Regions from separate parts of the Homo sapiens genome. Here region 1 is linked to region 2. Evidence: chromatin loops called from intact Hi-C (ENCODE). Cell type or tissue: HepG2. All regions are shown on one strand. Each heading gives the region's core, and the rest is flanking DNA. Links, peaks and the distances in the headings are about the cores only. Region 1 has its middle 38 kb from the start of LINC00895. Region 2 has its middle 12 kb from the start of LINC00895.

Region 1 (12,572 bases), core at 3,063-11,062, 49 kb before region 2:
AGTGGGGGTGTGAGGGGGGAGGGGCTCCACCAGCGGCAGGTGTGGTGGTGCTGCAGGTGAGACATGAAGGAAACAGCCTGGCGTGGCCCTTAACAGGCCAAGTCCCTGGGCCCTTCTGCCGCAGACTGCACCTTCCCACAGCACTAGAGCCGCTAGGCTGGGGGGTTGTCCCTCACCTCACCAATCTGCAGAGCAAGCAGCCCTGTCCCTTGGCTTGCTAAGAGCTGCAGGGGAGTCAGTGACTTACTCAGGAGCAGGCAGGTCATGGGGAGCCAGCCTCTGCACAAGCTCTACCCTGGGCAGCAGTCACCGCTGTGCCCCCGCCCCACAGAAGCCACAGGGCTGTGACAGCCCCCACAATGCACATGAGGAGGGGCAGGAGTTGGCTGCAGAAAGGGAATGATGGGAAGAGGAAAAATGCTGGCTCCTGGCAGCTGAGCCTTTTTTTTTTTTGAGATAGAGTCTCTGTTGCCCAGGCTGGAGTACAGTGGAGCAGTCTCGGCTGACTGCAACCTCAGCCTCCCAGGTTCAAGCGGTTCTCCTGCCTCAGCCCTTGAGTAGCTGGGATTACAGGCATATGCCACCACAACTGGCTAATTTTTGTATTTTTTAATAGAGACGGGGTTTCACCATGTTGGCCAGGGGGGACCTCCAACTCCTGACCTCAAGTGATCCACCCTCCTCGGCCTCCCAAAGTGCTGGGAACCACCGCACCCGGCCTTTTTTTTTTTTTTTTTTTTTTTGAGAAAGTTCTTGCTCTGTCACCCAGGCTGGAGTGCAGTGCAACAATCGCAGCTCACTGCAGCCTCGAACTGGCCTCAAGGGATCCTCCCGTCTCAGCTCCCTGAGCAGCTAAGACTGCAGGCACATGCCACCATGCCTGGTTTTTTAAATTTTTTCTTTTTTTAGTAGACACAAGGTCTCACTATGTTGCCCAGGCTGGTCTCAAACTCCTGGGCTCAAGTGATCCTCCTACCTCGGCCTCTCAAAGTGCTGGAATTACAGGCATGAGCCACGACACCTGGCTGCAGCTAAATTTTGAAGAGAACCTTGCTCTGTTTATTTTCTTTCCTTTCCTTTTTTATTTTTTATTTATTTTTTGAGACAGGGTCTCACTTTTTTGCCCAGGCTGGAGTGCAGTGGTGCAATCTCAGCTCACTGCAACCTCCACCTCCCTGGCTTAAGCAATTCTCCTGCCTCAGCCTCCAGAGTGGCTGGGACTACAAGCATGTGCCACTATGCCTGGCTAATTTTTGCATTTCTCTGTAGAGACGGGGTTTTGTCATGTTGCTCAGGCTGGTCCCGAACTTCTGGACTGAAGTGATCCTTCCCAGGAAGGAAGCCACACCCAGGCACACACCCTGGGCCTTGATAATACAGGTGCTGGGACTATAGGTATGAGCCACAATGCCTGGCCTCCTTTTGTTTTTCAAAAAATGCTTAATATTCACGCAAGATGAAGAGTTCTTTTCTTTTTTTCTTTTTTTGGGACAGAGTTTCACTCTGTTGCCCAGGCCAGAGTACAATGACACAATCTCAGCTCACTGCAAACTTCACCTCCTGGGTTCAAGTGGTTCTTCTGTCTTAGCCTCCTGAGTACCTGGGATTACAGACATGTGCCACCACGCCTAGCTAATTTTTGTATTTTTAGTAGAGACAGGGTTTCATCATGTTGGTCAGGCTGGTTTCGAACTCCCGACCTCGGGTGATCCGCCCGCCTCAGCTTCCCAAAGTGTTAGGATTACAGGCGTGAGCCACCGCACCAGGCCAAGATGAAGAGTTCTAGGGAGTGGCTGCAGCACAGTGAGAATGGATTTAACACCACTGAACTACGCACTTAAAAATGGGTAGACCTTTTATGTTCTGTATGTTTGACCACAATCACATATTTTTAAAAGAAAGGAAAGGATGCCTGAGATTCAGATCAGAGCTCTGACAGCCAGTTTGTTTTCTGTGTCCAACCCATTTTTCTTTGCTTCTGTCTCCCTCCATTTACTGACCCTCACTTTACTTTAAAAACCAGATCTCTGAGGAAGGCATGAGGCAGCCAATAGCCACCTCTGGAGGCCAGGAGGCACTGGCACCGCGATGCTGTGGGGTACGGTGTGGAGAAGGCAGTGTGGCCCTGTGAGCTCGTGAGCCAGTGGGGACAAAGCTCACAGCCATCGATGCCACGCAGCTCAGGCACCACACAGAGACGGCCACCAGCCTGGAATCTGCTCCATGTCTTGGGAGAAAAGGAGCCTAGAACTCAGCCAAAGCATGAAAGCCTGGGTGAGAAATGCTGGTTTTCACTGAGAGAACTGAAATAGAAACTTCAGTCTCTTTCTGCCAAAGACACCAAAGCCTCTGGAATCTGAGCCACTGAGGCCTGAAAAGCAATTCTGGTTCTGGGGCTTATCACCACCCCCATTAACCCCCTCAGTCAGGGGCTGGCCACCCCACTGCCCTGGACGCTGTTTAGGGCATGGCCCTTCACACACCTCCCCACAGAGGCTGCATCCGAGCTCCCCTGAGACTCACCACCTCAGCTCTTCTCATTGGCTAAATCCCATCCACCCTTCTGGTGTGGCTTCCTCTAAGGGACCCCCTGACCACCCAGCCTGAATGCACACTTAGGTGGATATGAGTATTTATGTGTGATGCTGTCATCCCCTGAGTCTGCCCCCTGGTTCCCAGCCTGCTCAACTCTGTATCCCAAGCGTCTGACAGGAATAATGATTTGCTGAAGGTTGAATGAACCCACGACACTGTCGGGGCTCAGACTCCTGCAACGTTACTGAGTAAATCCACGGGAGGAGAGACGGAGCTCAGCCTGGGACAGGCCTTCCCGTGGCACCAGCCTGGCCTTGGGAACACAAGCTTTTCAGGAACCTGCTGCTCATAAAAACTGTATAGTTGTCAAAGCCGAGCACATTCTGCTCCCAGGTTAGAGGGTGCGCGATTCTATCCGAATGTTGATTCTGAAGATAAACTGCCCTTTAGCAGCAAGTGGGGCTGAAAATGAGGCTCTCAGAATGGAAACGCAAACTTCGAAACTGGTGAGGGCGGGAAGCTGTTGTAAACATCGCTGATGCATAGTCGGCCCGTAGCTCAGCTCTCTCTTTGGGAACCTTGCCCACCCCCTCCCCTGCCAGGCAGCAGGCTGCACGCCCTGCCTCCCTCCGGGAAGCACCTGGCCTGACATCACTCCACTGTCATCAGGCAGAGGACGGGCACATCCTGTGCTCAGCCCTCCAAAAGCAAACACAGCGGGCTGGGGAGAGGCTGGAGCTGGATGCAGGGCACCTGCAAACCCAGCCCTCTCCCTGCTCCTGGAGGCACAGGCACCTCCTCCCCGGGTGCGAGGAGCAGCCCTGAGCAGGGCTGCCTAATGGGGAGGCAGGCTTGGGCCCACGCAAACCTTTCTGTCTTTACTGTGGGTGCATCGGCACCAAGGGCAGGGGCAGGCACTGCTCTTCCGGTGTGACAGCAACCCGGTGCCGGGTGGAGAGGGATGACAGGGAAAGGTGAGAGGGAGCTTCCCAGAGCACCGGAAATGTCCTATCCCTGGGTGGGATGTAGATTTCATGAAAGTTCATCAGCCAAAACTCCTGTTATGGGAAACAAGATCTGTGCATTTTGTTGTATGAAAATTATGCCTTACTTAAAACAAAACGGATCACACCCACTAGGATGACTGCTATTAAAAAAACACACACACACACATGCTGGTGAGGATGTGAATGAAGACGGTGGGACCCTCATGTGCAGACGGTGGGACCCTCGTGTGCCGATGGTGGGAATGTGAGATGGTGCAACTGCTATGGAAATCAGTGTGGCTGCTCCTCAAAAGTTAAAAGTAAGAAGAGCCTCTGATCCAGCACACCATTTCCAGGTGTAGATCCAAAAGAAGCGAAAGCAGGATTGGGGCAAATGCCCACCCATGCTGAAGAGATAGAGGGAACCTGAGTGCCCATGAGGAGATGAATGGATAAAGAAAAGATGACACATCCGCAGAAGGCAGCATCACTCAGCCTGGAGAGGCAGGGAACTCGGACACACACCGCCACGTGGATGGACCTTGCGGATATTATGCAAAGTAAAATAAGTCAGTCACAGAAAGACAAATGCGGAGTGAGTCCACTGACATGAGTTCTCTAGAATAGCCAAATTCACAGACAGAAAGCAGAATGGTAAGCTGGGGAGGGGCTGAAAAGAAGGGAGAAAGGAGAGTTGTGGTTTAGTGGGTACAGTGTTTCAGTTTTGCAGGATGAAAAGGATTTTGGAGACTGGATGCACAACAACGCGGATATACTTAGGTTATACTAAGGATATACTTAGGATATACTTAGGTTATCGAACTGGGTGCTTAAAAATGGTTATGATGATAAATGTCATGTTGGGCGTTTGTTACCACAAGTGAGTAGAAAAGCTGCACAGTGATGGGGCCAGGGATCTTAGCAGCCCCCATCATCCTCATCCTTACTTCTCAACCACGCGGCCCTGGCCCTTCTGTGTCGGCCCCACTTCCTCAGGAAACACCAGCCGTGGCCTGAAGAGACCCTCCAGAGTCCCCGTGGCCGACCCCAGGCCTGCTTCCCCACCGACTGGCTGGGGTGTCTCCTGTTATCTGGAAAGGCTGCTTCCCAGAGCAAGTCTAGAACCGCCCCACTGGGAGCAGATGGTACTATGCGAAGGCCACTGTCACGCACGGGGCTGCCATCCCACGGGCTGGCCCTGGGCAGGTGGGTCTCTGGGACCAGCTCTGGCAGCACAAGAGGAGCCCCCGGCCCTGCCACCCTTCAAAGAGCACCACCTGAGCACAGGACAGAGGCCCGCTGCCTGTGGGGCCACCACAGACCCCGGCCCTCTTAATGAACACACGGCGGGCGGAGGGGGGCGTCCCTCGGAGGCAGGCCCTGGCAGCCACAGGTGTGGGACAGTTGATGGCATGTGGGCCGCTGCCTTCTCTCTGGAACCCGTGCAGTTGTGCAGTTGGCCCCCAGCACAGCCTCTTCCACTCCGATTAAGCACCAACGGTTTGTGCCAACCCCATGAAATGTGACTACCAACCTGACTTTGTCATCGCAGGAAGGGAGGGAACGCAGGGCCTGGGCTTGGCAAGCGTCTTGTGGGAAGGGCCAGTTGGTAAATATGTTAGGCTCTCCAGGCCACATGGCCTCTGTCCCAGCTACTCAACCTTGCCGTGGGAGCAAAACAGCCCACACAAAGCAAAAGGAATGGGCACCACTGTGTTCCAGTAAAGCTCATTTATGGACAGTGAATTAGAATTTCAGATCGTTTTCACATGTCATGAAATCTTTTTATTTTTTACGATCATAACTCACTGCAGCCTCCAACTCCTGGGCTCAAGCGATCCTTCTGAGTAGCTAGGAGTACAGGCTCATGCCACCACTCCCAGCTAATTTTTTAATTTTTTGTAGAGACGGGGATTGAGTTGGCCTCAAGCAGTCCACCGCCTCAGCCTTCCAAAGTGCTGAGATTACAGGTGTGAGCCCCTTAGGCCAATCGTGAATAATAATCCTCCTCCTCTTCTCCTTCTTTCTTCTTCCTTCTTTCTGACCATTTAGCAATGTAACAAACATAGTAAGCTCCTGAGCCATGGGGTAGAGCGGTGCTGGGATCTGGCCAACAGGTCACAGCTGATGATCCCAGCTCTGTCCCTAGGTCCAGACAGGCCCTCCCCAACAAGTGTCCCTCACTACCCACTCCCCAGGGATCATCCTACTGCGAAATGTGAACCACAATGACATCAGCTGCAGAGGAAGCAAAGCGGATAAACAGAGAGGCAATGAGGTCAGAGGGTCAAAGCCCATATCACAGTCTGGACTCGTGCCTGGCGCTCACGCTGTCACTCAGAAGAGCCCATCAAGCTTCAAGACTGTCCACGGAACTCTTGGCTCTCCCTGAGGCTGCCTGCACAGTTTAAACTCTAAAGACATGAAAATCGATTCACTAGAAAGTTAAACCAGAAATGGTATGGGCCAGTCACATTCCCCCAGGAAGGAAAGCCACCCCCCGGCACACATCCTGGGCCTTGATCACACAGGTGCATTGGAGACCAAATCCCAGCCCTGATGACACGGGCATCAGGTGCAGTGGCCCCCTGGACCGCATGATGTCAAATGTGGCAGAACCTGCACTCTGACCCTTCCTGGCATTGGGATCTAAAAACACACCCTTACAGTTAGCCTCTCTCTGCTTGTTTTCTGGTCTACAAAATGGGGGTGAAATATCTTTGCACCTCATGGTTGTTGTGGAGGTTGGGGCAAAATAGAATACAGGCACACCTGTATTTTATTGTAGTTTGCTTTATTGCATTTTATAGATATTGTGTTTTCTACAAATTGAAGGCTTGTGGCAAGCCTGTGTCTAGCAAGTCTCTTGGTGCCATTTTTCCAACAGTATGTGACCTCTGGCTCTCTGTGTCACATTGGTAATTCTCATAATATGTCATACTTTTTCCTTATTAGGTATCCATCATGGTGATCGGTGACTGTCGCCGGTAGAGGGTCGTGACTGCAAGTTGTCCAGGTTCTTGGTGTTTTGAACAAAGAATTGGACAAAACACCCAGCAAAGCAAAGAAAGAATGAAGCAACAAAAGAATGAAAGCAGGTGTTTATTGAAAATGAAAGAACACGCCACAGTGTGGGAGCGGGCCCAAGCAGTGGCTCAGGGCCCAGATACAGAATCTTCTTGGGTTCAAATACCCCCAAGAAGTTTCCCATTGGCCACTTCATGCTCATCTCATGTAAATGAAGTGATAGCCCACAATCATTCTGATTGGTTGCAGAAAGCAGCCAACCAGAGGCTGAAGTAATGTTACAAAGGTCACACTCCTGTGCAAACATCTGATTGGTTGCAAAAAGCAATCAGAGGCTAGGATGAAGTTACAGAGTTATACTTCTATGCAAACAAAGACTCTGCCCACAATCAGTCTGATTGATTGTGGACAGCAACCATTCCAAGGCCAGAGTGAAGTTACCAAGTTGCAAACAAAGACTCCACCGGCAATCAGTCAGATTTGTTGAAGACAGCCAATTTCCCATCTGCCAGTGCAGAAAAGGTGAGGATTTAGGTTCCCTGCTTCCAGACCCTATTCTCCTGCCTCATGAGTAATGATTTTTTTTTTTTTTTTTGAGACAGGGTCTCACTCTGTCACCCAGGCTGGAGTGCAGTACTGCAGTCATGGTTCACTGCAGCCTCAATCTCCCAGGCTCAGGCGATCCTCCCACCTCAGCCTCCCGAGTAGCTGGGACCACAGGCACACGTGTGCCACCATGCCTGGATAACTTTTGTATTTTTTGTAGAAACTGGGTTTCACCATGTTTCCCAGGCTGGTCTCAAACTCCTGGGCTCAAGCAATCTACGTGCTTCAGCCTCCCAAAGTGTTGAGATTACAGGTGTGAGCCACTGCACCCAGCCTGTGATCTTTGATGTTACTATTGTCATTGTTTTGGGCCCGGAACCATGCCCGTATAAGACAGTGAACTTCTGATAATATGTGTGTTCTGACTGCTCCACTGACTGTCCATGCCCCATCTCTCTCTCTCTCCTTAGGCCTCCCTATTCCCTGAGACACAACAATATTGAAATTAGGCCAATTAATAACCCTACAATGGCCTCTAAGTGTTCAAGTGAAAGGAAGGGTTGCACATTTCTCACTTTAAGTCAAAAGTTAGAAATGATTAAGCTTAGTGAGGAAGGCTGTCAAAAGTTGAGACAGGCTGAAAGCTAGACCTCTTGCACCAAATAATCAAATTGTGAATGCAAAGGTAAAGTTCCTGAAGGAGATTAAAAGTGCTCCTCCAGTGAAGACACAAATGATAAGAAAGTGAAACAGCCTTATTGCTGATATGGAGAATGTGGTAGTGGTCTGGATAGAAGATCAAACCAGCCATGCATTTCCTTAAGTCAAAGCCTAATTCAGAGCAAGATCCTACTTCTCTTCAATTCTATGAAGGCTGAGAGAGGTGAGGAAGCTGCAGAAGAAAACTTAGAAGCTAGTAGAGATTTGTGCATGAGGGTAAGGAAGGAAGCCATCTACATAACATAAAAGTGCAAGGTGAAGGAGCAAGTGCTGATGTAGAAGCTGCCGCAAGTTATCCAGAAGATCTGGCTAAGATCACTGATGAAGGTGGCCACACTAAACAACAGATCGTCAATGTAGGTGAAACAGCCTTCTATCAGAAGAGGATGCCATCTAGGACTTTCCTAGCTAGAGAGGAGAAGTCAATGACTGGCTTCAAAGTTTCAAAGGAAAGGCTGGCTCTGTTAGGGGCTAATGCAGCTGGTGACTTTATGTTGAAGCCAATGTTTATTCGCCATTCCAGAAATCCTAGGGCCTTAAGAATCATGCCAAATTTTCTCTGCCTGCGCTCTAGAAATGGAACAAGAAAACCTAGATGACAGCACATTTGTTTACAGCAGGGCTTACTGAATATTTTAAGCCCACTGTTGAGAAATGCTGCTCAGAAAAAAAAAAAGAATCCTTTCAAAATATTACTGCACCTAGTCATCCAGGAGCTGTGATGGAGATGGACAAGGAGATGAAAGCTGTGTGCATGCCTGCTAACACAACATCCATTCCGCAGCCCATGGACTGAAGAGTAATTTCAATTTCAAGTCTTATTATTCAAGAAATACATTTCATAAGGCTATAGTTGCCATAGATGGTGATTCCTCTGATGGATTCGGGCGAAGTACATTGAAAATCTTTTGGAAAAGATTCACCAGTCTAGATGCCATGAAAAGCAGCAAGTTGTGGTGACTTACACCTGTTAATTCCAACAATTTGGGAGGCTGAGGCAGAAGAATCACTTGAGTCCAGGAGTTTGAGACCAGCCAGGGCAACATATGGAGACTCTGTTTATAAAAAAAAAAAACAAAACAAACAAAAAAAAAAACTAGCCAGGTTTGGTGGTGCATGCCTATAGTTCCAGCTAATTGGGAGGCTGAGGCAGGGCTCACCTGAGCCCAGAAGGTTGTTGATGTCCTCGCGATCACATCACTGCACTCCAGACTGGGCAACGAGTGAGACCCTGTCTCAAAAAAAAGAGAACATTTTTGCTTCATGGGAAGAGGTCAAAATATCAACATTAATAGGAGTTTGGAAGAAGTAGATTCCAACCCTCATGGATGACTTTGAGGGTTCAGGACTTCAGTGGAGAAAGTCACTGCAGATGTGGGGGAAACAGCAGGAGAACCAGATTTAGAAGTGGAGCCTAGACCAGGTGCAGTGGCTCACACTGGTAATCCCAGCACTTTGGGAGTCCGAGGTGGGTGGATCACGAGGTCAGGAGTTCGAGACCATCCTGGCTAACACGGTGAAACCCCATCTCTACTAAAAATACAAAAAATTAGCTGGGCGTGATGGCGGGCGCCTGTAGTCCCAGCTACTCAGGAGGCTGAGGGAGGAGGATGGCGTGAACCCGGGAGGCGGAGCTTGCAGTGAGCCAAGATTGCACCACTGCACTCCAGCCTGGGCGACAGAGCGAGACTCCGTCTCAAAAAAAAAAAAGAAGTGGAGCCCGAAGAAGGGGCTGAATTGCTGCAATCTCAGGATCCAACTTGAACACATGAGGAGTTGCTTCTTAGGGATGAACAAAGAAAGTGGTTCCTTGAGACGGAACGTCCTCCTGGGGCAGATGCTGTGAACATGGTTGCAATGACAACAAAGCGTTCAGAATATTTCATAACCGAAAAAACACAGCAGGCTTGAGAGGATTTCTAATTTTGAAAGACCTTCTACTGTGGGTAAAATGGTATCAAGCAGCCTCCAGTGCCGGGGGCCATCTCCTGTGAAAGGCAGAGTCAATCAATGTGGTAAACTTCACTGTTGTCTGATTTGAATACATTGTCACAGCCCCTCTACCCTTCAGCAACCACCACCCTGATCAGTCAGCAGCCATCAGCACCGAGGCAAGGCCCTCCACCAGCAAAAAGATTCTGACTCACTGAAGACTTGGATGATCATTAGTATTTTTAGCAGTAAAGTTTTTTTTTCTTTTTCTTTCTTTTTTTTTTTTTTTTAGACGGAGTCTCGCTCTGTCATCCAGTCTGGAGTGCAATGGCGTGATCTCGGCTCACTACCACCTCCGTCTCCTGGGTTCAAGAGATTCTTCTGCCTTAGCCTCCTGAGTAGCTGGGATTACAGGCGCGCGACACCATGCCCAGCTAATTTTTTTTTTTTGTATTTTTAGTAGAGACGGGGTTTCACCATATTGACCAGGCTGGTCTTGAATTCCTGAGGTCATGATCCTCCCGCCTCAACCTCCCAAAATGCTGGGATTACAGGCATGAGCCACCACGCTCGGCCAAGTATTTTTAAATGAAGGCATATAAAAATTGTTTTTTTTAGATGTGATGCTATCCTATATTTAATAGACTACAGTTTAGTGTAAACATAACTTTTATATGTGCTGGGAAACCAAAAAATTCATATGACCCACTTCATTATGATATTCACTTTACTGCAGTGTGGTCTGGAACTGAACTCACACTATCTCCAAAGTATGCCTATAAAATAAAGCCCTCACCCAATTCCCTGCCTCAGAAAGCCCCTTCCTCACCTCCACCCAAGTCGAGGGCGTGAGTTAAATTTAGCTAGCTTCCGGCTGTATCCATTCAGTAAACACAAAACAAAAGGTACTAAATGGCAAGAACTGCATGCAGGGGGCTTTTGGGACAGTGCCCAGGACACAGGAGCTCAATCAACGTCAGCTGTGACAGTGGTGCAGATGACTAACGTCTGACAGATCTTCTTTCTTTAGAAAAGAACAGCTGTCTTCAGACAGGGCTCCACCCAGAGCTGGGCAACAGGTGACCACTGCCCTGAACATCCCTACGCAGCCCACCCAGCCCTACCCAGCTCCAAGAGGAGCAAGGGTCCAGCCAGACCTGCTCGGACAAGGCCTCATGGGGCCACCTCTGGATCCCGGGCACACCTGCAGGGATAGAGCCACAGGAAGTGGGGGCCGAACTGAAGCTCCACTTCTAGAGTGACCTTGAGGGCAGCAGTGCTCAGGCCAGCTCCTGAGACAGCCATGGGGAGTGGGGAGGTGGTGTTCAATGGGAACAGAGTTTCAGCCTCGGAAGATGACGACGTTCTGGAGATGGTGATGGTGCTGGCTGCTCAACACTGTGAATGTCCTTAATGCACTTAAAAATGGTTAAAGTGGGGCCAGGTGCGGTGGCTCACACCTGTAATTCCAGAACTTTAGGAGACCGAGATGTGTGGATCACTTGAAGTCAGAAGTTCAAGAACAGCCTGGCCAACATGGTGTTGGTACTAAAAAATACAAAAAAAATCAGCCAAGCATGGGGCGCATGCCTATAGTCCCAGCTACTAGGGAAGCTGAGGTAGGAGAATCACTTGAACCCGGGAGGTGGAGATTGCAGTGAGTCGAGATTGTGCCACTGCACACCAGCCTGGGTGACAGAGTCTCCATCTCAAAAAAAAAAAAAATTAAAGTGGGCCAGGCACAGTGGCTCACGTGTGTAATTCCAGCACTTTGGGAGTCCCAGCCTGGAGGATAGTTTGAGGTCAGAAGTTTGGACTAGCCTGGGCAACATAGCCAGACCCTATCTCTACAAACAATTTTTTTTCAAAATCAGTCAGGTACTGTGGCTCACACCTGTAGTCTCAGCTACTTGGGAGGATCACTTGAGCCCAGAAGGCGAGCTGTGCTTGCTCCACTGCACTCCAGCCTGGGCAACAAAGCGAGACCCTGTCTCAAACAAACAAACAAACAAACAAACAAAACATGATTAAAGTAGTGAATGTTGTATGTATTTTACTGTAATGTGTTTAAGAGGGAAAAATCACCTTGGGGAAAGAAAGGAGTACCCAGGAGCACTTCCAAGGTTATACTTAGGTTTTTGCTTCCTAAGCCAGGAAACGTAACTTTGCATTTGATTTATTCTGTACCCATCTTATCAGCACTTTCAGAGAAATAAGAACAGGGAATTGGAGCTCTCACAATAACTGGACAAAGACGGGCAAGAGATTAGAGAGCCCCAGTGCCTGCTGCCACCTCCTGATTCACTTCCCAGGGCGTGAGTGGGCCCTGCCCACACTGTGGTGAGGCCCTCACCCCGCCCTTCCTGGGATGAGGACACAGCCAGCCCTCGCTTGTGATCGATGCATGCAGGCTGCAGCTTTCACCCGGGGGTCACAGCCTCACTCCAACTCACATCAGGCCACATGGCAGCCCCATCGAGTCTTTGGGCCCTGCTGCAGAGGCAGGTGCCATGCCTGCACTGCACATCCAGGTGTGTTGTTGAGCAACCCCCTCCAGACCTTGATGTCATCCTCCTGGGCCCCTCCTCCAAGTCTTGTGCAACCCAGTGGTGTGATGTTTGTGTCCTGCACCCCAGGTCCTGACTGGCACACACCCTTCTCAGCTGGGTTAGCTCCTCCGTGTCTTTCAGGTGCCTGCACCCCAGCAGCAGAGAACCAACTGCATGGTAGCCATGTTCATGCAATCCACTCTCTGTTCCTGGATGCCAGCATCTGGCACCCCGTCCCAGCACACAACAGGATGCATGGATGGTGGCCTGGCGTCAT
Region 2 (12,572 bases), core at 2,301-10,300:
CAAATCTTTTTCTTCCATTAAGATCTCTCCTAAATTCCAGATGTCTAGCCCACTGCCTACTGGACTTCCTCACTTGCTACCTCACAGGCACCTCGAATTCAGCATTTCCAAATTCTAGTTTATCACCTCTCCCAGTGCCCCGATCGGCTCCCTGACACCGTGTGATGCCACAAGTCACACACTCATGCACATGCACAGAACTGGTAACCAAGGCCCATAGCTCTTATCACCTAAATTTCTTTTTTATTTGTATGAATTTATGGGGTATAGGTGCAGTTTTGTTACATCCATAGATTGTATATTGGTGAAGTGTGGACTTTTAGGGTATCCAACACCCAAATATCTGTACCCATTAAGTAACTTCTCACCAGCCACCTCTCTCCCACCCCTCACCCTTCAAAGTCTCCATTGTCTATCATTTCACACTCTAAGTCCTTATGTACATGTTATTTAGCTCCCACTTACAAGTGAGAACCTGTGGTATTTGTCTTTCTGTGTCCAGCTTGTTTCACTTAAGATAATGGCCTCCAGTTTCATCCATGCTGCTGCAAAAGATATGATTTTATTCTTTTTTATGTCCAAATAGTATTCCATTGTGTATATATACCATGTTTTCTTTCTTCATTCTTCCATCCATGGACACTCAAGCTGATTCTTTGTCTTTGCTATTGTGAATAGTGCTGCAGTAAACATACAAATACAGGTGTCTTTTTGACGTAATGATTTCTTTTCCTTTAGATACCCAGCAACGGGATTGCCAGATCGAATGGTAGTTCTATTTTCAGTTCTTTGAGAAATCTTCCTAGTGTTTTCCATAAAGGTTGAATGAATTTACATCCCCACCCATCACCTAAGTTTCAAGTTCATCCCCAATTTCCCCCCACACTACTTTTGCCTGCAGAATCCTTGCAAATAGCTGCCTGTGCAGTCCCCCTGCCTCCAGTTGCTGCCCCCTCCCCAAAGACTGTGGCTTTGTTTGGATGAGTCTGGCATACCCCATCACCCTTCCCACCCTGCAACGGAAGCCCTCCGGTGGGTTCCCACTGCTCTGAGGACAGAGTCCAAGGCTCCTAGCCAGGCACTGAAGGTCCTGCCTGGGCCAGCCCCAGCAGCCCCCACCCCCAACCCCAGCTCTAGTTCCTTTGTCACCCTGTGGCAGTTCAGCTGTACCCCCACACAGAGAACACTGGAAGGTGCCCAAGGTATGCTTGTTGGGTGGATCAGTCCAATGTTATAAGGTAGGTATTGCCATCACCATTCTGTATATAACTAGATGAGCTCACTGAGGTTAAGACAACTGCACTTAGCTAGTAAATAGAACAGGTCTGGGATGAACCTAGGCCCATTGAACTGGAGAGCCTGAGGTCGTAAACTCTGTGCCAAAGACTTCTTGAGCATGCGAACTCACCGAGATCAGAAGCACACAGCAATGGCTGCACTGCAGTGTTGAGCGGGTGTGGAGATGTGCTTAAATGCCTCAGGGGCAAGGACCAGGGCATAGGAGAAGCCACATGGTGATGGAAGGTGACTGGGGCCACATGGTGATGGCAGGTGGCCAAGACCAGTATGCAGAAAAGGAAGGCAGCACGTGGCATTGCCGGGGCTATGGACAGACTTGCAGGGGTGGGGTGCAGTTCTTAGTTTTCCAAGACAGGAGGGCAGCTGCGGGCCTGGCCCTGACAAGATTCCTTTGACTCAGAGAGGAAATCAAGCTGCATGGCCATCAACCCATGTGAGACAGAAACTGGCTCCTCCTTAGCGCCCTGGGGAACAGCACCCCACCAGGCTGAGCCCTTGAGCTGCAGGAGGAGGAGCTGGCCCAGGTGAGCGTGGAATACTCACCTCCCCGCAGTTTGAGGGGCCTGGCTCTTTCCTTCTGAGGCTACTTTGGGGCCTCACAAATCAGGTGAAAGTTCAGTCGTAATCACACATGTGCTTACATGTAGTAGTTTGTGGAACATTTGCCCTAAACTTGTCCTGGGAACAATCTTTAGAAGAGTTTATTTGGCTGGGCAAGGTGGCTCACGCCTGTAATCCCAGCACTTTGGGAGACCAAGGTGGGAGGTATTGCTTGTGGCCAGGAGTTTGAGACCAGCCTGGGCAACCTCGTGAGACTCCATCTGTACAAAAAAAAAATTTTTTTTTTTTTTGAGACAGTCTCGCTCGCCCTGTTGCCCAGGCTGGAGTGCAGTGGCACGATCTCAGCTCACTGCAACCTCCACCTCCCCAGTTCAAGCAGTTCTCCTGTCTCAGCCTCCCAAGTAGCTAGGACTACAGGTGCGTGCCCCCATGCCTAGCGAATTTTTGTATTTTTAGTAGAAGCGGGGTTTCACCATATTGGTCAGGCTGGTCCTGAACTCCTGACCTCAAGTAATCCACCCGCCTCGGCCTCCCAAAGTGCTGGGATTACAGGCGTGAGCCACCGTGCCCATCCCCCAAATTTTCTTTTTTAATTAGCTGGGTGTTGGCCAGGCGTGGTGGCTCACGCCTGTAATCCCAGCACTTTGGGAGGCCGAGGCGGGCGGATCACCTGAGGTTGGGAGTTCAAGACTAGCCTGACCAACATGGAGAAACCCCATCTCTACTAAAAATACAAAATTAGCTGGGTGTGGTGGCACATGCCTGTAATCCCAGCTACTCTGGAGGCTGAGGCAGTAGAATGGCTTGAACCCGGGAGGCGGAGGTTGCAGTGAGCCGAAATCATGCCATGGCACTCCAGCCTGGGCAAAAAGAGCAAAACTCTGTCTCAAAAAACAAAACAAAAAAATTAGCCGGGTGTGATGGCATATGCCTGTAGTCCCAGCCACTCAGGAGGCTGAGGCAGAAGGATCGATTGAGCCCAGGAGGTCAAGGGTGCAATGAGCTGTGATCCCACCACTGCATTCCAGCCTGGGTGACAGAGTGAGACCCTGTCTCAAAAATAAATAAATGAATAGTATAAAATAAATAAAAGAGTTATATTTAGAAAACAAAAATGAGCAATTATTAAAAATAAGTTTTTACTTCTATTTTCTTTACTATTAATAATTCTCTAGACCATGGTTCAACAAAACAAATTTTTTTTTTTTTTGAGACAGATTCTCAAAATTTTTGTTGTGGGGGGGACAGGTTGAGCGATCACAGCTCACTGCAACATCTGCCTCCCAGGCTCAAATGATCTTCCCACCTCAGCCCCCAGAGTAGCTGGGACCACAGGTGCACACCACCACGCCCAGCTAATTTTTGTATTTTTTTTTGGTGGAGATGGGGTCTTGCTATGTTGCCCCCGCTGGTCTCGAACTCCTGGGCTCAAGCAACCCTCCTGCCTTGGCCTCCCAAAGTGCTGGAATTACAGGCATGAGCCACCACATGTGGCCCAAATGGATATATATATTTTTTTTTTTAATTAATTTTTTTTTTTAGTGTTCTGAAGTTTTAAAGTTTATAAATTAAGACTCTCCGGCCAGGCACAGTGGTTCATGCCTGTAATCCTAGCACTTTGGGAGGCCAAGGCGGGTGGATCATCTGAGGTCAGGAGTTCAAGACCAGCCTGGCCAACATAGTAAAACCCCATCTCTATTAAAAATACAAAAATTAGCTGGGCGTGGTGATGCATGCCTGTAATCCCAGCTACTCAGGGGGCTGAGGCAGGAGAATTGCTTGAACCAGGGAGGCAGAGGTAGCAGTGAGCTTAGATGGCACCATTGCACTCTAGCCAAGGCGACAGAGCGAGACTATCTCAAAAAAATAAAAACAAAATAAGCCTCTCCAAATTGTGATTCAATTAAGACCACAAATCTAGAACCTGAGAGCATTGTTTCTTGCCCATAATTTTCTGCACCCTCATCTCTTCTTTACTTTGGATTGCATTTCGCACCCTCCACCTTCATCAGGTCAGTCCCTCAGTGCGTTTTCTACTTTGCCCCAGTTGCGATGGAGCGCTCCTTGTTTCTGTGATCATATTGACATGGAGGTTTCCCAGGCTCTGCCTCCACACTCTCATCACCTGCCCTGCCAGGATCACCCTGCACCATCCCATCGCTATGAAATGCCACCTTTACCACCCGAACTGGGCTTTGTTGTTGTTGTTAGAGACAACATCTCACTCTGTCGCCCAGACTAGAGTGTAGTGGCTTGACCATAGCTCACTGCAGCCTCGAATTGCTGGGCTCAAGTGATCCTCCCACCTTGGCCTCCCAAAGTGCTAGGATGTATTAAGTTGCTAAATTTATGATAATTTGTATGTCAGCCATAGAAAACCAGTACACATACTTTTGAGAAGAAGGAGGTGTGTGTTTTTGCCCATTCCTTTGGTGCGTCCACACTGTTGTGGAATGTCCTGCCTCTTCATTTTGACCACCAGTTACTATGATTTGGAGACTAGTAGGTCATACTAACTTGGGTACTTGTCACTATTTGTTTTGTTGGAATTGCTGAGGACATGTCGGTGTCTATTAATTTCACTCTGTCTCTTGCAGTTATAATGACAGTCTGTTGTAGGTACCTGAGGTATGTGGGTACACATTTTCATTCTCTCATTCAGCAAATATGCACTGGAATTAGGAGTCTCGCACTTTACTGGCCCCTGCAGCTGCAGAGATGACTGGTCACATTGTCATGGATGAAGGTAACGGCAGAGTAGCGAGGGGCTGTGAACCCCCACTGGAGCTGACTGCCCGCCTAGATCCTGACTCTGCCACTCTCAAGTCCCGTGATGTGTCTCTGTGCCTTCCTTTCCACAGGGGTACATGGATGGCTGGGGCTGCGGGGTAGCGTTGTGTGTGTGCATCCCTGGGAACCATGCCTGGCACTCAGCAGGTGCCAGGTGATGGTACCTGTTGCTACCATCATTGTGACTTCACTGGCTGGGAACTAACACCAACTAAGACAGGAGTTCTTTTTAAAGAGCATAGTGTTCATCTTGTGGACTGGGACCTGTCATGGCCTCCTTGGTGGGGTCAAATCTGGTGTTGCCTGTGGGGTTCCCTGGGCCTCCTAGAGCTGGTTTCAGAAGGCCTGCAGGGCCAGAGGCAAGATGGGCCCAGGTGGGGCATGTCACATCATTATATTTTCTGCCTGTTACAGCAAAGGATATGCCACCACCCTCCTGTGTCTGAAGCTTGCCCAGCCAGCAGGTCCAGCTCCAGTGCTGCGTCATGTGAAAGCCTTCCCCACTATCATGGCCTGCCCTGGATTCTCATGGAATTGTGAGAAAACCTCCAAACACTAACTCCCTACCAAGTCAGCCACTCAGCACATCAGAGTAGTGTCACCTCGGGCTGGGACTGTCCAGAACGCTGGAGTCCCACAGCCTCACTTCCCACTAACAGCTGCTTCCCTCCTCATCCTTGCCCACATGGATTCCAGGCACGGTGGAGTGGAGGAGAACGTCCCATGCTAATGCAGGACACCTTGAGAGAGGAACATCTCCACCGTGGGAGGGACAATGAGTCTCTGGCACTGGGGCTTTGGCCTGAACAGTCTGGATCACCTTCACCCAGAAAACAGCCCCCCAGAGCCCAGGGGTCGGGGGAGCCACATTCCCCCACAGTTCAGAGGGCACACTGTCACATGCCCATCCCTCCCTCAGAATCAGCCATCCCCACTTGGTTGTTCCAGACCTCTGGTTCCTGCTGGGCAGCCCTTCTGCCCAGACCTCTGAAACAGTTGGCAGATGAATTCATGGTATAAGCTAAGCCTGAGGCCAGCTTCCAAGCAAAGTGTTTTAGATTTATGCTTATTTATTTTATTTTATTTTTTAAAGACAGAGTCTCACTCTGTCACCCAGGCTGGAGTGCAGTGGCACGATCTCGGCTCACTGCAACCTCCGCCTCCCTGGCTCAAGCAATTCTCCTGCCTCAGCCTCCCCAGTAGCTGGGACTACAGGCACACGCCGCCACGCTGGCTAATTTCTTTTGTACTTCAGTAGAGACGGGGTGTCACCGTGTTCCCCAGGCTGGTCTCGAACTCTTGAGCTCAAGCAATCTGCCTGCCTTGGCCTCCCAAAGTGCTGGGATTACAGGCATGAGTCATCCTGCCCGGCCTATGCTTATGTTTTTAAGCTCCAAAGACTACTGGTTCTGGGAAGGACTGGGTCACTATGTGACCTTGTGTAGGTCTCTTTTGGCCCTGAGTCCAGGAGGGCTCTGTGACTCCAGGTTGTGGCTGCGTCTGGAAGCTAACAATTGTTTAGTTTACAGTGTCCTTCCTCTTCATCTTGTTTGCATTCAGTTGCCCATGCCTGCCTCTGGGGGGAGGTGGGAAGGAATGTGGCTCCTGGGAGGAGCCCAGCTCCATGTGCCATTCTGAGGAGCCAGGCTGCACGCCCCTGGGCCATAGCTGCTGGTGGATGGATGAGTACACTGGCAGAGGCACTGGGAAGGGAAGACAGAATTGTTGGCCAATAGTCCCCTTTTACTGATTTTCTTGTCATTTTTGTGTTTGTTTTATTATAAAGATAACAGCTGTATTTGAGAAAGAAAGCTCAAACTATAAAGAAAATTTAAAATTGCCCTGTCTTACTCCAACTCCATTCCCTGAAGGTGGCCTGTCTTAACTATTTTTGTTTCTAATTCTTACAGTGGTTGCCTTCGTAATTCTAAAGCATACAACCCACATCTTGATTTCTCAACTGTGTAGTTTCTTTTGGCTCTATTGTATGAAATCAATGTGAAGTTAACATATTTAGACAACCTCTCCTCCTCTCAACCTCTCAATTTGTTCATTACTTTTAGATCTTGTAATCCAGTGCTTTCAAAATGCAGGTTCCCAGGCCGCAGACAAACTCATTGGAATTTGTGGTGGGACCTAGGAATGTGTATTTATAATAGTCTCCCCTAGTTAATTGTGTTCACTAAAGTTTGAAAACCATCATCCTTATAACTAAATAAGTGTCTTAGGAGTTGGGGCATTTTTGTCTGCCCTATCAGAAACCCAGCTAAGGAAGGACATCAGTGAAGATGGAGGATGAAGAAATACAAATTTCACCCCTCCACAAAAAACAATGAAAAAAGGGAAAAAACTCAAAAATCAACTTTTTAAAAATAGCTCTGGACATTAAAAGGCTTGCAGCAGGCCAGGCATGGTGGCTCATGCCTGTTATCCCAGCACTTTGGGAGGCCGAGTCGGGTGGATTACTTGAGATCAGGAGTTCGAGACCAGCCTTATAGTGAAATCCAGTATCTACTAAAAATACAAAAAACAAAACAAAACAAAGAAAACAAACAAACAGAAAACAGGCATGGTGGTGCATGCCTGTAACCCCAGCTACTTGGGAAGCTGAGGTAGGAGAATCGCTTGAACCAGGAGGCAGAGGTTGCAATGAGCTGAGATCATGCCTCTGCACTCCAGCCTGGGCAACAGGGCAAGACTCTATCTCAAAAAAAAAAAAAAAAAAAAAAGGGCAAGCAAACAAAAAAAGGTTTGTAGCAACATGAGGAAAACATTCAAGAGAAATGCCTCATTCTTAGTAAGAAATAAAGGCTGAAATCTTCCCAAATTTGATGAATTTGGAGTTACTAGTTAAAAAAAAAAAGAAAGAAAGTTCTAGCAAGAAAAGCCTAGGATCAGACGGCTTTACTGGCAAATTCCACCAAATGTTTAAAGAGGGGTTAACACCAGTACTTCTCAGATGTGTCCAAAAAACAGAAGAGGAGGGAACACTTACTGACTTATGCTGTGAAGCCCGACAAAGACATCACAATAAAAAATACAGACCAATATCCCTTATAAATTTGGATTCAAAAATCCTTAACAAACAACTAACAAACCAAATTCAGCAACATGTTAAAGGATTGTACACCATGACCAAGTAGGATCTATCCCAGGAATGCAAGGTTGGTTTAAAACACAGAACCTAATCAATGTAATACATCATATTAATAGAATAAAGGGACAGAACCACAAGGTCATCTAAATAGGCACAAAAGAATTTGACAAAAACCTTTAACAGGCAGGGTGTGGTGGTTCGTTCATGCCTGTAATCCCAGCACTTTGAGAGGCCAAGGCGGGTGGATCACCCGAGGTCACAAGTTTGAGACCAGCGTGACCAACATGGTGAAACCCCATCTCTACTAAAAATACAAAAAATTAGTGGGGCGTGGTGGCGGGTGCCTGTAATCCCAGCTACTCAAGAGGCTGAGGCAGGAGAATCACTTGAAATGGGGAGGCAGAGGTTGCAGTGAGCCGAGATCACACACTCCAGCCTGGGCAACAAGAGTGAAACTCCATCTCAAAAAAAAAAAAAAAAAAAAAAAATTTAACAAAGTCAGGATACCCTTTAGTGATAAAAATCATGCACTAAACTAGGAATAGGAGGGAACTCGCACAGTCTGATAAAGGGAATCTGTGAAAAGCCCACAGCTAATATCATACTTAATGGTAAAAAACTGAAAGCCTTACCCCTGAGATTAGGAACAAGACAAAGATGGCCACTCTTGCCACTTACTTAACATTGTACTAGAAATTCTAGGCTGGGCAACTAGACAAGAAAAAATAACAAAAAGCCATCTAGATTGGAGAGAAAGAAGTAAAACTCCATTTGCAGATGACATGATCTTGTATAAAGAATACCCTAAAGAAACTGGGCATGGTGGCTTATGCCTTTAATACCAGCACTTTGGGAGGTTGAGGTGGGTGGATTGCTTGAGCCCAGGAGTTCAAGACCAGCCCAGGCAACCTGGCAAAACCCCATCTCTACAAAAAATTAGCTGGGCATGGTGGCACACACCTGTAGTTCTAGCTACTCAGGAGACTGAGGTGGGAGGATCACCTGAGCCTGGAAGATTAAGGCCACAGTGAGCCATGATCATGCCACTGCACTCCAGCCTGGGTGGCAGAGTGAGACCCTGTCAAAACAAAACCAAACAAAACCCTAAAGAATCTGCACAAAAACTGGTAGAGCTAATAAGTGAGTTTAGTAAAGTTGCAGGATACAAGATTAATATACAAAACCAGTTGCATTTCTATCTACTGGCAATGAACAATTTGAAAATCAAATTAAGAAAATACAGCATCAAAAGAATAGTCTTGAAATACTTAGAAATAAATTTAATTTAAAAAGTGCAAGGCTGCTATAAAAAATCTACAAGACATTGTTGAAAGAAAATGGAAAGATATTCTATATTCGTGGACTAGAAAACTTAACATTAAGATCTTCAGATTTAATGCAATACCTATCAAAGTTTCAACAGCTTTTTTTTTTTTTCCAGAAATGGACAAGCTGATTCTAAAATTCATATGGAACTGCAAGGGACACAGAAAGAACCAAAGCAGTCTTGGACAAGAACAATGTTAGAAGACTCACTTCTCCATTTCAAAACTTACTACAAAACTATAGTAATCGACCAGGTGCGGTGGCTCACGCCTGTAATCCCAGCATTTTGGGAGGCCAAGGTGGGCAGATCACTTGAGGTCAGGAGTTTGAGACCAGCTTGGCCAACATGGTGAAACCCCATCTCAACTAAAAAGACAAAAAAATTAGCTGGACATGGTGGTGGGCGCCTATAATCTCAGCTACTCAGGAGGCTGATGCAGAAGAATGGCGTGAACCCGGGAGGCAGAGGTTGCAGTGAGCCAAGATCATGCCGTTGCACTCCAGCCTGGGCAACAGAGCGAGACTCTGTCTCAAAAAAAAAAAAAAAAAAAGTTCATAACAGCACTATTCACAATAGCCCAAAAATGGAAACAACACAAATGACCACCAACAGGTAAATGGATAAACAGAATAAAGGAATATTATTTAGCGTCACAGATAATGAGGTGTTGAATGAGGCTACAGCGCGGATGAACCTGGAAACACTGTGCTAAGAGAAAGACGCCCGACACAAAAGCCCACATACTGTGTGATTCCAGTTTTATGAAATGTCCAGAATAGGCAAATCTACGGAGAGAAAGATGCCAGACACAAAAGCCCACATGCTGTGTGATTCCGGTTCTATGAAATGTCCAGAACAGGCAAATCCATGGAGAGAAAGACGCCAGACACAAAAGCCCACATGCTGTGTGATTCCGGTTCTATGAAATGTCCAGAATAGGAAAATCTACGGAGAGAAAGATGCCAGACACAAAAGCCCACATGCTGTGTGATTCCAGTTCTATGAAATGTCCAGAACAGGCAAATCCACGAAGACAGAAAGTAGATTGGTGGATACCTAGGGCATGGGGTGGGGAGAAGTGGAGAATAACTGCCAACAGATTTGTGGTTTCTCTTGGGGAAATGGAAATGTTCTGGAATTACACCGTGGCGATGCATGTACAGCATAGTGAATATACTAAAGCCACTGAAGTATAAACTTTAAAGTGATTAATTTTATGTTATGTGAATTGTATCTCAATAAAAAATGTTTTAAAAAGGAAAGAAACAGCTGGGCATGGTGGCTCATGCCTATAATCCCAGCACTTTGGGAGGCCGATGTGGGAGGATCACTTGAGACCAGGAGTTCTAAACTAGCCGGGGTGACCATAGCACGACCTCGTCTCTACAAAAGAAAAATTTAAAAATTCACCAGGTGTGGTGGCACGTTCTTGTAGTCCAAACTACTCAGGAGGCTGAAGGAGGAGGATCGCTTGAGCCCAGGAGTTTGAGACTGCAGTGAGCTATGATTACACCACTGCACTGCAGCCTGGGTGACAGAGTGACACCCTGTCTAAAAAAAAAAAAAAGGAAAAAAATCCAACTAGAACGGTCTTAATATAGCAATTTATTGGCTCATGCCAGTGGATGTTCAGAGGTAAGGCAGGCTCCAGGGCTGTTCAGCTTACAGGCTTTACAGAACCATCATAGAGGCTGGACGCAGTGGCTCATGCCTGTAATTCCAGCACTTTGGAAGGCTGAGGTAGGCAGATCACCTGAGGTCAGGAGTTCAAGACCAGCCTGGCCAACATGGTGAAACCCCATCTCTACTAAAAATATAAAAATTAGCTGGGGCCAGGCGCAGTAGCTCACACCTGTAATCACAGAACTTTGGGAGCCTGAGGCGGGCAGATCACCTGAGGTCAGGAGTTTGAGACCAGCCTGGCCAACATGGTGAAACCCCATCTCTACTAAAAATACAAAAAAATTAGCTGGGCGTGGTGGTGGGCGCTTGTAATCCCAGCTACTTGGGAGACTGAGGCAGGAGAATCGCTCGAACCCAAGATGCAGAGGTTGCAGTGAGCTGAGATCGTACCATTGCACTCCAGCCTGGGCTACAAGAGCAAAACTCTGTCTCAAAAAACAAACAAACAAAAACTGTGATAGAAACCTGAGTACCTTCCATTGCTCCACCCCTCAGCTTTATCCTAAGGCTGGTTCCCTTAGTGATGGAAGGATGGCTGCCAAGCAATAGGAGTGCGGAGTTTCCCTCTTCGTGTGTTGGTAGGAGCCATTTTTTCACATGGCTGTATCTTGAAAATAAGGACCCCGGTCCCAGAATCCCCAGCAATCTTGCACTGGCCAATTGCTGGCCCACATAGGGTCACATACGCATTCTGAGTCCATCTCCAGCACTAAAGGAAATGCATACCCAGCAGGCTGGGGCCTAACCTCTAAACCTGTCATTGTCAGAGCAGTGGAGATGCTGTGATTTCAGGGACTAGTGACACCAGTGACTCGGGTCCGTCCAACAAGCCACCTTACAGCCACCTAGTGGAGCCTGGACCTGCCCCAGACCTCTATTGCTGTAGATATTTTATGACGGACCCCACTGTGCAAGATGAAGAAATCTTCCTGCTCTACCTCCCCGTTTCCATCAGCTTTACTATTATTTCACATCATCAAGGTTGCTTACGTTTTCCTTTGTTCTCGCATTACTATCTCCCATCTGGGACTTCCTCGTTGACAGGGTGGCAAGCTTGGGCTTCCTTTATGGTCATTTTGGCCTGCTGATCCTGGGGTCTCTGGTCCTGTGTTTGGAGGTGGCTGTGGGATGTGGGGGGTCCCATCCCAGGGCAGACTTCTTTGTAGGGTGCATGTAGTGGCTGCACTCCAAACACCCCAAACCTCAGTGGCCTGAAACAGCAACAGTCATTTCTGTCATCTCTCATGGCTCTGGGGTTGACTGGGCTCGCCTGGGTGGTTCTTGCTCAGATAGTCACAGAGGCTGGGGTTGCTTGGAAAACTCTTTCCCTCTATCTGGTAGTTGATGCTGGCTGCCAGCTGGAACATCTACATGTGGCCTCTAAGTCTGGTCTGAGTTGCTCACAACATGGCGACTGGGCTCCAAGAGTGAGCCACTAAAGAGGATGAGGAGCAAGTTGTATCACCTCTTATGATCTAGCCTGGAAGTCACATAGCATCATTTCTGTCACAACCTTCCCAGGTGCAAGGAGAGGGAATATAGACCCCAGCTTTTGATGGGGAGCACATCAGCATTGTATCATAAGAGCAGCACATGCTTGTACACCCATGTTCATGGCACCATCATTTGGAACAGCCAATACGACTGTATTTTTAAAAACATTTTTTGAGGCAGTCTCACTGTCACCCAGACTCACGTGCAGTGGTGCGATCACTGCTAACTGCAGCCTCAACTTCCCAGGCTCAAGCGATCCTCCCACTTCAGCCTCCCAAGTGGCTGGGACTACAGGCATGCATCATCATGCCTGGCCAATTT

The links. Peaks named below come from ENCODE experiments on the same cell type or tissue, not always from the same donor. Only the 100,000 strongest peaks of a DNase experiment are listed, where the experiment ranks them.
Region 1: a loop joins it to region 2, with 2.7 times the contacts of the local background. A loop is called at or near these places in 5 of 110 quality-filtered maps.

The regions. Positions count from the first base shown.
Region 1 is chr22:19,598,212-19,610,783 of GRCh38, reverse strand. No RefSeq gene overlaps it. Among named protein-coding and RNA genes, the nearest start is that of LINC00895, 38 kb to the right of the region's middle. RefSeq lists enhancers at 3,235-3,808, 4,291-4,858, 4,859-5,426, 11,824-12,324, 12,325-12,572. In HepG2, for the core only: no CTCF peak of the experiment used is centred there; DNase peaks (open chromatin) are centred at 5,783 and 6,883; H3K27me3 peaks cover 2,340 bases.
Region 2 is chr22:19,548,611-19,561,182 of GRCh38, reverse strand. No RefSeq gene overlaps it. Among named protein-coding and RNA genes, the nearest start is that of LINC00895, 12 kb to the left of the region's middle. RefSeq lists enhancers at 5,133-5,835, 5,836-6,538 and a silencer at 6,123-6,417. In HepG2, for the core only: a CTCF peak has its summit at 6,237 (motif pointing right); a DNase peak (open chromatin) is centred at 6,152; H3K27me3 peaks cover 1,418 bases.